2 separate regions of the Homo sapiens genome follow, and region 2 is linked to region 1. A link is a contact called in ENCODE Hi-C or POLR2A ChIA-PET data. All regions are on one chromosome and are shown on one strand. The core of a region is the stretch at or near the end of the contact, and the rest is flanking DNA. Distances in the headings are between cores, read along the strand shown. Region 1 overlaps OSBPL9 (oxysterol binding protein like 9). Region 2 overlaps OSBPL9 (oxysterol binding protein like 9).

Region 1 (6,155 bases), core at 3,300-5,799:
TTTCAGGAAAAATTGACAACATTTATTGCCAATTATAAAATTCAAGCTTGTAGGCAAACATTAGAATTTTGGAAAACATGTATTCACCAGCCACCACGACCTTGACAGATTCTGAAAACTTAAAGCCTTTTCTGATTAGTTTGGAGCAATATCAACAAATGTAATTTTTTTATGTCATAAAATGAAATGTGTCAATATTTGGAAGATCCATATAATTCAGTAAACCGATTTGATTTTCAAATAACCAACGCATGATGTTACAAACTCATACAAAGCATAAAAGATCTATTCAAAGTGCCACACAAACCAATGGATTTTAATGTAATAAAAATATTTTCATATAACGTCATTAATACAATTTCAGATTTCACATTGCAACTAAACTTTAAGTAACTATCACTTAAATTTTGGTGAGTATCAAAGAATATTCGCAGTTATCTAAAAAGGCTATTAAAATATTCCTCCCTTTTCTAACCACGTATCTGTTGAGGCTACATTTTCATATACTTCAATCCGAACAACTCATCATAATAGATTGAATGCATAAGCAGATATGAGAATCCAGCTGTCTTCTATTAAGTCAGACGTTAAAGAGAATTGCAAAAATCTAACATGATGCCATTCTTCTCACTATTTGTTTGGGAAAATTATTATTTTCTCATTAATGTTAGTATAATGGGTTTCTTGTGGCTATTTTTAAATAAATAAGTACATGTTTTCAAAATCCCTCAGTTTTAATTTCTAAACTGGCAAATTAATAAATATAACCCACATAAAGAAAAGCTGTTTAAAGTCCTTAAATAACATTAAAAAGTGTACAAGGATCCTCAGACCAAAAAGTCTGGGAACTGCTGGTATATAATACATGTGATATCTTACTTGATTGCTTCCTCCAACAGAATGTAAGCTCCTAGAAAGCAGAAGCTTGACAGCCTTATTCATGGCTGTATCTCTGGCATTTTCCAAAATGCCTTGCACATTTTAGTGTCTTGCTCATTATGTATCTGTGGGTAGTTACACTACGAATAGCAGCATGGATGCTGAATACAAATATTCCACTTAGATAATCAGATGGTTCAAAATGCAACTGACTATAGTTTGGAACAAGTTGGGACATGCTGAGTAGTCAGATGGTATATATATTTTTTAGAATTAAAATCAGCTCACATTAATTCAACCTAAGATGGTATTTTTTAAAAAGGTAAAAAGAGGTGAGGAGAGAGAATGACCAATTCACATGACTGAGATTAAAGTAATCTAAGCCTATGCTTTGATATCCACGAAGTCTGAGTCATTATTTAAATAAACTGCTATCATATTAAGAACAGAGGTGAGATCACATTAGAAAGATCTGTGTGCCTTACTACGCCTCCTATATGCTTCTGTCAAAGCATCTACAACACTATAATGCTCTAATTTGTTTACATTTTTTTCCCTTCCCTCGCTCAGCTATCCCTGAGGTTTGGGATAAAATCTGATCTATATTTTCTTCTTTTCTTTTCTCTCTCTCTCTCTTTTTTTTTTTTTAAAGACAGTCTTAAAAAAGATTCTGTTGCCCAGGCTGGAATGCAGTGATACTAACATGGCTCGCAGCAGCCTTGACCTCCTGGGCTCAAGCGACCCTCCTGCTTCAGCCTCCTAAGTGGCTGAGACCACAGCTAAGTGCCATGCCAGGCTAATTTTTTTTATTTTTTGTAGAAACAGGGTCTCGGTATGTTACCCAGGCTGGTCTTGACATCCTGGGCTCAACCTATCCTCCTACCTCTCAAAGTGTTGGAATTACAGGGGTGAGCCATCACACTCAGGCTGATCCATATTTTCTTAATTTTCAGAGCCTGACATTTTCTTAGCAACTAATTGGTAGTCATAATTATAGGACAAGTGATAATTTGTCACCTTTTCAGATGCTATCTTCTCAATGAACTCTTCTAAACAGCATAGACTAAAACCTGGCCCCCTAACCGAGCATTCTCAATTCCCATTATCCTGCACTATCTTTTTCTTTTCTCTATTGTACTTATCCCTTCTAACATATACAGTCATGGACTGCAATGACATTTAGTCAAAGACAGACTGCAGGCGGGGTGCAGTGGCTCACTCCTGTAATCCCATCACTTTGGGAGGGTAAGGTAGGAGGATTGCTAAGCCCAGGAGATCAAGGCTGCAGTGAGCCATGATCATGCCACTGTACTCCAGCCTGAGTGACATAGCAAGAACCTGGAAAAAAAAAAAAAAAGAAGAAAGAAAGGAAGGGAGGGAGGGAGGGCAAGGAAGGAAGGAAGGAAGGAGAGAGAGAAAGGAAAAGGAAGAAAAGGAGGGAGGGAGGGATTGCATATATGACAGTGGTCCTGTAAGATTGTAATTCCTATCACCTAGTGACATAGCCACCCTGATGCTGTCCTAACTTTGCAGGGCGTTTGTGGCAATGCTGGTGTAAACAAATCTACTGCTCTGCCAGTCATAAAAAAGTATGGCATGTACAGACATGTATGGTTATAATGCTTGATAATGATAATAAATGACAATGTGACTGGTTTATGTATTTACTATACTATACTTTTTAACATTATTTTACTTTATACTTATTTATTTCAGACGAGGTCTTACTCTGTTGCCCAGGTTAGAGTGCAGTGGCACAATCAGAGCTCACTGCAGCAGCCCTGACCTCCCAGGCTCAAGCGATTCTCTCACCTCAGCCTTCTTAGTAGCTGAGAATACAAGGTGCATGCTACCACGCCTGGCTAATATTTAAAAATTATTTGTAGACACAGGGTCTCGCTATGTTGCCCAGGCTGATCTCAAACTCGTGGACTCAAGCAATCCTCCTGCCTGGCCTCCCAAAGTGCTGGGATTGTAAGTGTGAGCCACTGCACTCAGCCTTTTTATCTTTATTTTAGAGTGTATGCCTTCTATTTATTTATTTTTTAAAGCTGTAAAACAGCCTCAGGCAGGTCCTTCAGGAGGTATTCCAGAAGAAGGTATTGTTATCATAGGAGATGATAGCTCTATGCCTGTTATTGCCCCTGAAAACCTTCCAGCGGGACAAGATGTGGAGGCAGAAGACAGTGATATTAAAGTTCCTGACCCTGTGTAGGCCTAGGATCATGTGTGTGTTTGTATCTTCATTTAAAAAAAAACAAACTTTAAAACATAAAAAAAAATCTTAAATAGAAAAAAGCTTAGAGAATAAGGATATAAAGAAAATATTTTTATAACTATACAATATGTTTGTGTTTTAAGCTAAGTATTATTACAAAAGAGACATGAAGTTAAAAAAATTAAAAAGCTTATCCAGTAAAAAAAGTTACAGCAAGCTAATGGCTGGGTGCGGTGGCTCAAGCCTGTAATCCCAGCACTTTGGGAGGCCGAGGCAGGTGGATCACAAGGTCAGGCGTTCGAGACCAGCCTTAGGTGTACATTAGGCTAGTGAAACCCCGTGTCTACTAAAAATACAAAAACTAGCCGGGCATGGTGGCGCTCGCCTGTAATCCCAGTTACTCAAGAGGCTGAGGCAGGAGAATCGCTTGAACCCAGGAGTCAGAGGTTGCAGTGAGCCGAGATCATGCCACCACACTCCAGCCTGGGCGACAGAGTGAGACTCCATCTCAAAAAAAAAAAAAAAAAAAAAAAAGTTACAGCAAGCTAAGGTTAGTTTATTATTGAAGAAAGAAAAAATTTTTAAATAAATCTAGTGTAACCTAAGTGTACAGTGTTTATAAAATCTACAGTGGTACACAGTAATGTCCAAGGCCTTCACATTCACTCACCACTCACTTACTGACTCACCCAGAGCAACTTCCAATCCTGCAAGCTCCGTTCATGGTAAGTGCCCTATACAGGCATACCATTTTTTATCTTTTATGCTATATTTTTACTGTATCTTTTCTATGTTTAAATACACAGATACTTATCATTGTGTTACAACTATCTACAGTATTTACTTCAGTAATACTCTACAGGCTTGTAGCCTAGGAACAATAGGCTATCTCATGTAGCTTAGGTGTACATTAGGCTATCCCATCTAGGTTTGTGTAAGTACACACTGTGATGTTGGCACAATGATGAAACTGTCTAATGACGCATTTCCCAGAACCGATCACCATCATTAAGCAACACATGATTGTATACTTATTCATGTTTATTTCTCCCTCCTGCTTCTGAAATATAAGCTCTACAAAGGCAGGGATCTTTATCTGTTTTATATATTGATGTATCCCAAGCCCCTAGAATAATGCCACCCATATAGGTGCTCAATAAATATTTGCTGAATGAGGAATGATGATCCACTAATTTATTATTCAGTGCAGGGTTCCATTATTATATTTAGAGACTAAAATTAGATTTCCTAAGAAATCTTTATTTTTGCTTAATGATCCTTTTAAAGCTGCCACAATTGGATCTTTCAACAATTTATGAATAGTTTTAGCTGAAGTCTCCAAAACTGTCAGATAAAATGCAGGCAAATATTTACACAAGTGTTCCTCCCCCACAACTTCCACTTCGACAATATGAGGCAATGCTGTGAGTCTCTGGAACAAAGTCAGCACTGTAGTGGGCAACCAGGTATCAGTGATTCACTCAAAGCAGACAATGAAAACCAAATGTAGATTAATGGGTTCTTTTCAGTTCATTCTAAAATCACATGCTTCTTAGTTAAATTATTACTAGTCAATGGAAAGCCTCACCAAATTTATCTGTAAATATATCCTAAAAAATGTAGCTCCTACAGTAAATATTTCCTATTTTAACTCTAGGCTTCAGAGAAGGCCTAATCTTAGGTCATTATTTCTTAATTTTGAAATCTAGAAAAATCAGGATTTGAGTTTTTAATCTTTAAGATACATTAATATAATACCGAAAGGACTACAAAAATGTTAGAAATAGGATGGTTTTAGAGAATTCACTCAAATGTCAATAAGGAGGTTGCTTTGGCAGAAAAGAATCCAGAAAAAGGGAGAACAGGAAGCTTAAAAAGCTATAGAAAGAATGAACCTGGGTCATGTCATTGACAGGAGATAAAGAAAAGATGGAATCCAATGGACATGGTAACTCATCAGATACAGAGAGGAATGTAGGGAATGTAGACTTAGGGAAACAGAAGGCTTCAAATTTGGCTAATTGGGTAAATGAAGTGCTGTTTTATAACATAGAGAAAACAGGAAGAAAATCAGATTAGGAGGTGGTAGGTTACCAAAATTTTATTTGGGGCTGGAAGAGTCTCAGACTCAACTAATCCTGAAATTTGGTAAACTTGACCTCTGCAAGAATCTTATTAAAAGAGGTTTTATTGAATATTAACCTTCCTTCTCCAGGGAAAGCCAAAATGTAAAATATATCTTTAACATATTCTGGGGAAGAAAAGAGAAAGAAGAATGACAGGAGGTAATTAGAAGAAGCTAAAGCTAAATCTCAATTCATGAGGGAAAATATAGAACTTCAAAAATACCTGCCCATTGATTACCAAGGCTAAGAGTTTCAGAAAGGAAGAATATTACACATCATTCAACTTTTGAGTAAGTCAATGAAAGGAAAGAAAGAAAAAAAAATGCCTGTTAGAAAATTCAGGAAAGAAACTAAAGCAAGGCCAAAAATATAAATCTATAGGAAAAAAGAATTTGCTACTGAATTCTTTTGTTGGCTTCCAAGGCAAGCAAAGCCAAAACAGATGTGGCCTAACAGAGTAACAGAACCACATTATAAGAAATTACCATGACTGATTTATGTTACTATAAATAAAATGTTTAGAGAATTTTCTGAAAACAGATGTTATTCCTTACACATTGCAGGTAAGGAAGCCCTTTAGACTTAAAAAGAATATGCAAATATTTCTTCAGGGTATAAGGTAGAGTGAAGGTATTTCTGCATTATAATCTTATAATATTCCTGGTAAACAACCTTTCTGAAGGCTTCACTCTTTGCCCTCAGTAGCTTTCCAAGGACTTCTGCTCAGGGCAAAGAACTAGCAGTAAGCTACTTCCTCCCTTCTCTATATTTAGCATAAGCTGTTAATATAATATCTTCACCTTTCTTTCAGAGAGCATATAGTCCTAGACCAAGGCTGCAATATAAACTCAGACATAATCCAAGTACACTCCACAAGCTTTAACTCCATCTCATAAAACACAATCTATATATAGTAAAATGTCACTGATTCA
Region 2 (5,764 bases), core at 2,408-4,907, 46 kb after region 1:
GCTCTTGAAGCTGTGAGGTACAGAGGCCACTGGTCCTGTGCCTTCTATGCGAAGAAAGCAAGCCTACACAGCAAGAGAAGCACAGAGATAAGGAGGAAAGTCCCAGCTGCCAGTGATCTTCAGCTACCTCCTGGTCTGAAGCAAATCTGTCTAAGCCAATGCCATTCACCAAATATTAGGTTATTTCTGATGAATCCTAGTAGCTTCTGGTAATGAAAGAAAGGTAGCTGACATAACGCCAGCAATCTTCCTACTGAGTGTTATCTTACCAATGTTCTGAAACCTGCTAACAAATGTCCTTTTTCAAGCAAATTGGCACAAATAGATATGTGGTCTACAGCCCAGTAACTGTCACTCTCTCTGCCTCCAGCTACAAGGCCCGGTACCTTAAAAAAGGACCACTCTGAAATGAATGCTACTGTCTTTTCAGCTGGATGACAAAACAGGATTACCCCCATGAAGTGGGAATATCGAACTGATATGTTCTACTCAGAAGGGGTTCTCGGGCTACTCCTGAGCTCAAGCAATCCACCTGCCTCAGCCTCCCAAAGTGCTGGGACTACAGGTGCGAGCCACTGTGCCTAGCCAAAAGTTGGTTCTTTAAAAAATCAACAAAATTGATAAATCATTAGCTAGACTGACCAAGGAAAAAAAAGGGGATTCAAAGTACTAAAATCAGGAATGAAAGAAAAAAAACATTATTACCAATCTTACAAAAACAAAAAAATTCTAAGGAAATACAAGGAACAACAAATTAGATGAAACCAATAAATTCCAAGAAAGATATAAACTGCCAAAACTGACTAAAGAAAAAATAGAAAATCTGAATAGACGTAAAATAAGTAAAAAGACTGAATTAGTAATCAAAAAACTTCTCACAAAGAAAAGCGCAGGCCCAGATGGTGAGTTCTATAAAATGTTTAAAGAATTAACGACATACCTTCACAAACTCTTCCAAAATATAGAAGAGCGAACACTTTCCAATTTTTTCTATAAAGCTAGTATTATTCTAATACCAAAACCAGAAAAAAAATCGTACGTAAAAAACAGTATCTGTTTCTAATATAGATGGACAAATTCTCAACAAAATACTAGCGAACAAAATCCAGCAAGATATAAAAAGGATTATATACTATGACCAAGTGGGATTTATCCCAAGAATACAAGGTTGAGTCAACGTATAAGAAACAATCAATATAATATACCATATTAATAAAATAAAGAACAAAAATCACATGATCATCTCAAAAGACACAGAAAACGTACTTTTAAAAAAATCTAACACCATTTCATGATAAAAACCACTCAACAAACTAGAAACAGAAGGGAACTTCTTTGAGTTAATAAGGGGCATCTATGAAAAGCCCAAGGTAACCGCATATGTAATGATGAAAGATTAAAAGCTTTATACCTAAGAACAAGACAAAAATGTCTTATCTTGCTACTCCTGCTCAACACTGTACTGGAGGTACTAGCCAGAGAAATCAGGCAAGAAAAGGAAATAAAGGCATCTAGATTAGAAAGGAAGAGTTTAAAGTATTTCTGTTTGAAGAAGACATAACCTTCCATATAGAAAATCCTAGGGGGCTGGGTGCAATGGATCACACCTGTAATCCCAGCACTTTGGGAGGCTGCAACAGGTGGATCACTTGAGGTCAGAAGTTCAAGACCAGCCTGGCCAACATGGTGAAACCCCATGTCTACTAAAAATACAAAAATTAGCTGGGAGTGGTGGGCGCCTGTAGTCCCAGCTACTCAGGAGGCTGAGGCTAGAGAATCGCTTGAACCCAGGAGGTTGTAGTGAGCCGAGATTGTGCCACTGCACTCCAGCCTGGGCAATGGAGCAAAACTCCGTCTCAAAAACAAAAAACAACAACAACAAAGAAAATCCTAAGGAATCCACACCAAAAACAAACTATTAGAGCTAATAAATGAGCTCACCAAAGTTTCAAACAGAAATTCAATAACAAAAATTAATTGTATTTCTATACTTTCAGATTTAAAAAATTTGGAGATATAACTAAGAAAACAATTCCATTTATAATAGCATCAAAAGGTAAAATACTTATTAATAAATTTAATAAAAGAAGCATAAGACTTGTACACTGAAAACTACAAAACAACACAAGGAAATTAAAGAAGACCTAAATAAATAGAAAGATACCTCATGCTCTTAGATTGAAAGACTTAATGTTGTTAAGATGGCAGTACTCCCTAAATTGATTTACAGATTCAATATAATACCTATCAAAATCCTAACTCCCCTTTTCTGTTGTAGAAATTGATAAGCTGATGCTAAAATTCAGTGGTTTTGCAAGGGACCCAGAATAGCCAGAACAAACTTCAAAAAAAGAACAACATTGGAGGACTCACACTTCTCAATTCCAAAATGCAACACAAAACCACAGTAATAATAGACAGTGTGGTACTGACATTAGGATATGCATAGGATCAATGGAATAGAATTGCAAGTATAGAAATAAACCCATACATACATAATCAAGTGATTTTTTTTTACAAGAGTGCCAAGACTATCCAATAGGGAATAGTCTTTCCAACAAATGATGATTAAACCATATGTAAAAGAATGAAGCTGGATACCTACCCTATGCCATAAAAAAAAGTTAACTCAAAATGGATCCAAGACCTAAATTTAAAGGGTAAAACTATTAAGTTCTTAGGTAAAAACGTAGGTATAAATCTTTGTGACCTTGGAATCAGCAATGGTTACATGATACCAAAAGCACAAGCAATAAAAGAAATATTAATAAACTGGGCATCATCAAAATTAAAAACATTTGTCCTTAAAGAACACTATCACACTAAGGCAGGAGGATCCCTTGAGCCCAGGAGTTTGAGGTTATGATGAGCTATAATCATGCCACTGCACCATAGCCTGGGCAACAGAATGAGACCCTGTCTTAAAAAAAAAACCAACCAAACAAACAAAAAACACTACCAAGAAAGTGAAAAGACAAACCAAAGAATGAGAGAAAATATTTGCAAATCATATATATCTGGGTAGGGGTATAGTATCGAGAATATATACAGAACTCGCACAACTCAACAATAAAAAGACAACCCAATTTAAAAATGGGCAAAGGATGTGAGTAGATATTTTGCCTAAGAAAATCAAGTTAAGAAGATAGTTTCAGCTGGTGATAAGTGTTAAGAAAATAAAGGAAGGTGATTGTCTTAGTGCATCTTGTGCTACTATAACAGAATACCAGAGACTGCATAATTTATAACAGAAATTTATTTTCTCAAGTTTTAAGGGGCTGGGAATTCCAAGATCCAAGCACCAGCATCTGGTGAGAGCCCTATTTATCGCAGAGCAGAGGGTGGAAAGGCAAAGAGTACAAGTGAGCGAGCCCTTTTTGTGATGGCGTTGATCTGTTTACAAGGGGACTGCCTAAACACTTTCCATTAGCCCCCACTTCCCAACACTGTTGCAGTGTTGCAGTTAAGTTTCCAACACATGAATGCTGGGGGACACATTTAAATTAGAGCAGTGATGATCAGAAAGTTATTGTTGGGAAAGGAGGTTCTATTTTAACTTAAGTAGCTTGAAAAAGCTCTTCAAGGAGTTGATACAAGAACTGAGATTTGAATTAGAGGACCGAGTAAAGTGAAGAATCTGCGGGCAAAGTCCCAGGCAGAGGGAAGAGCAGGAAATGATTCATCAGTAGACTTGCTCTCCCATTCTCGGCAAGGGCTATTTCACATTTTCTCCACTCTCTCCCTCAGCACATCTCCACCTGGCTTTCTCAAAGGCATTTAAAACTCAACATGGGCTGGGCGCGGTGGCTCACCTCTATAATCCCAGCACTTTGGGAGGCTGAGGCGGACAGATCACATGAGGTCGGGAGTTCAAGACCAGCCTGGCCAACATGGTGAAACCCTGTCTCTACTAAAAGTACAAAAATTAGCCGGGTGTGGTGGCACACGCCTGTAATCCCAGCTACTAGGGAGGCTGAGGCAGCTAGAATTGCTTGAACCTGGGAGACAGAGGTTGCAGTGAGCCGAGATTGCGCCACTACACTCCAGCCTGGGCAACAGCGCAAGACTCCGTCTCAAAAACAAAACAAAACAAAACTCAATATGTATAAAACTAACTCGTGATCCTGTCTCTCTTCCATCCAATCAATCAAAGTCCCCTCATTTCTGTCTCATAAAAGCTCTCAAATCTTCTTTCATGAGGTCATAAGGGAAAAAGAAAAACAAACTCTCAAAACCTTTCATTTAACCTCATCTCTACCATCAACCACCCCAATCCAGCCCTCTACAATACATCCCAATATTGTATCACCTGCTTTTTTTTTTTTTTTTTTTTTTTTTTTTAGACAAGGTCTCACTCTGTTGCCCAGGCTGGAGTGCAGTGGCACAATTTTGGCTCACTGTAACCTCTGCCTCCTAGGCTCAAGTGATCCTCCCACCTCAGCCTCCAGAGTAGCTGGGACTACAGGCATGTGCCACCACACCCAGCTAATTTTTTTTTTCCTTGTAGAGAAGGGGTTTCGCCTTGTTGCCCAAGCTGCCTCAAACGCCTGGGCTCAAGCGATCTACCCACCTCAGCCTCCCAAAGTGCTGAGACTACAGGAGTGAGCCACCGTACCCAGCCTGTATCACCTTCTAATTCTTCTCTATCTCTTCTTCCTCTCCTCCAATCCTTTCTCCACACAGGAGCCAGGAGTCTTTTCAAAACATGAATCTGATCAGGTTACTTCTTCGATTAAAAAACAAAACAAGCAAGCAAGCAAAAAAAAGTACTTCATGGCTCTACATTGCACTTAAAATAAAATGCACATTTATCAATTTGCTCTCTCTAGAGACCCTGCTTGGCCTGGCTCCAGCCTACCTCAAAATACCCCATCATCCCTGGGCCCCACCCACACTCATCTTTCAGTTCCCTGAACCAGCCAATCACTTTCTTGCCTAAGGACTTTTACATGGATTGTTCTCATTGCCTGAAGTGCCTTTACTCATCTACCCTCACTCTTTTTACTGGCTAATTCCTACTTACCCTCAGTTCCCTGAGGAGGGAAGCTTTACCTGAACCTCTAGAGCAGATAGCCAACCCTTCACTTCTAACAAGGATATAATAAAACCCTTTTTTTCCCATAATACTGTGGGAAAATAAAATCCTATGGGCTTGAGTGTATCCCCCAAAAGTTCATGTGTTAGAAACCTAATCCCTCCGTCCTCATGAATAGATTAATGAGGACTCTGTCCTCCTTGATGGATTAATGTCACTATCACAGGAGTGTGCTCTTTATTGATGGAGTGACTTTGTCGTAAAAGCAATTTCCCTCACCTCTCTTGCTCTACCTCTCTCACCATGTGATGCCCTCCACCATGTTATGAAGCAGCAAGAAGACACTATGCTCTTCCAGCTGCTAAAACCATGAGCCAAAATAAACTTCTTTCCTTTATAAATTATCTAGTCTGTGGTATTCTGTTATAGCAACAGAAAACAGACTAAGACATAAAATGTCCATGGATTTCTCAATGTTCTTCTAAAAAGCTCTAGGGTCCTGGCAACATTTCTGCATGCCATAAGGATTAGATCTTTTGTTTTCAACTGGTCTGGAAGGATAATAAAACCCTCTCTCATTTCCCAGAGAAGTTTGAAAGGTTACAGCCTGGAGCAGTTCCCTAGGCCAAGCTTCCAAGGTGCTAAGAAAAGGGGTACAGCTATCTCCCTAGATATTTGTATGTAAAAAGAGATAAAACTCCAGATATGCCAAAGGGTTGGAGTTAGGAT

The links. A loop is a pair of places that touch in the nucleus more often than their neighbours do. ChIA-PET counts read pairs that join two places held with the same protein, here RNA polymerase II (POLR2A).
Region 2: a map of Calu3 shows a loop between it and region 1 (7-fold over the local background). The contact joins two enhancer-like sites. A Hi-C loop is called at or near these places in 6 of 168 maps with a recorded cell type or tissue (CD14-positive monocyte, CD4-positive, alpha-beta memory T cell, Caco-2 and 3 more). POLR2A ChIA-PET finds 5 or more read pairs at or near these places in 7 of 52 experiments (A549, AG04450, CD4-positive, alpha-beta T cell and 4 more).

The regions. Positions count from the first base shown.
Region 1 is chr1:51,688,750-51,694,904 of GRCh38, reverse strand. All of the region lies in intron 3 of OSBPL9 (oxysterol binding protein like 9), which reads right to left. Among named protein-coding and RNA genes, the nearest start is that of OSBPL9, 75 kb to the right of the region's middle. Within about 2 kb of position 4,549, at least 8 of the 41 ENCODE cell types and tissues checked have a DNase peak (open chromatin) inside an H3K27ac peak, as active enhancers do.
Region 2 is chr1:51,642,656-51,648,419 of GRCh38, reverse strand. The region is part of intron 1 of OSBPL9 (oxysterol binding protein like 9); the gene reads right to left. Among named protein-coding and RNA genes, the nearest start is that of OSBPL9, 28 kb to the right of the region's middle. RefSeq lists a silencer at 392-600. Within about 2 kb of position 3,657, at least 7 of the 41 ENCODE cell types and tissues checked have a DNase peak (open chromatin) inside an H3K27ac peak, as active enhancers do.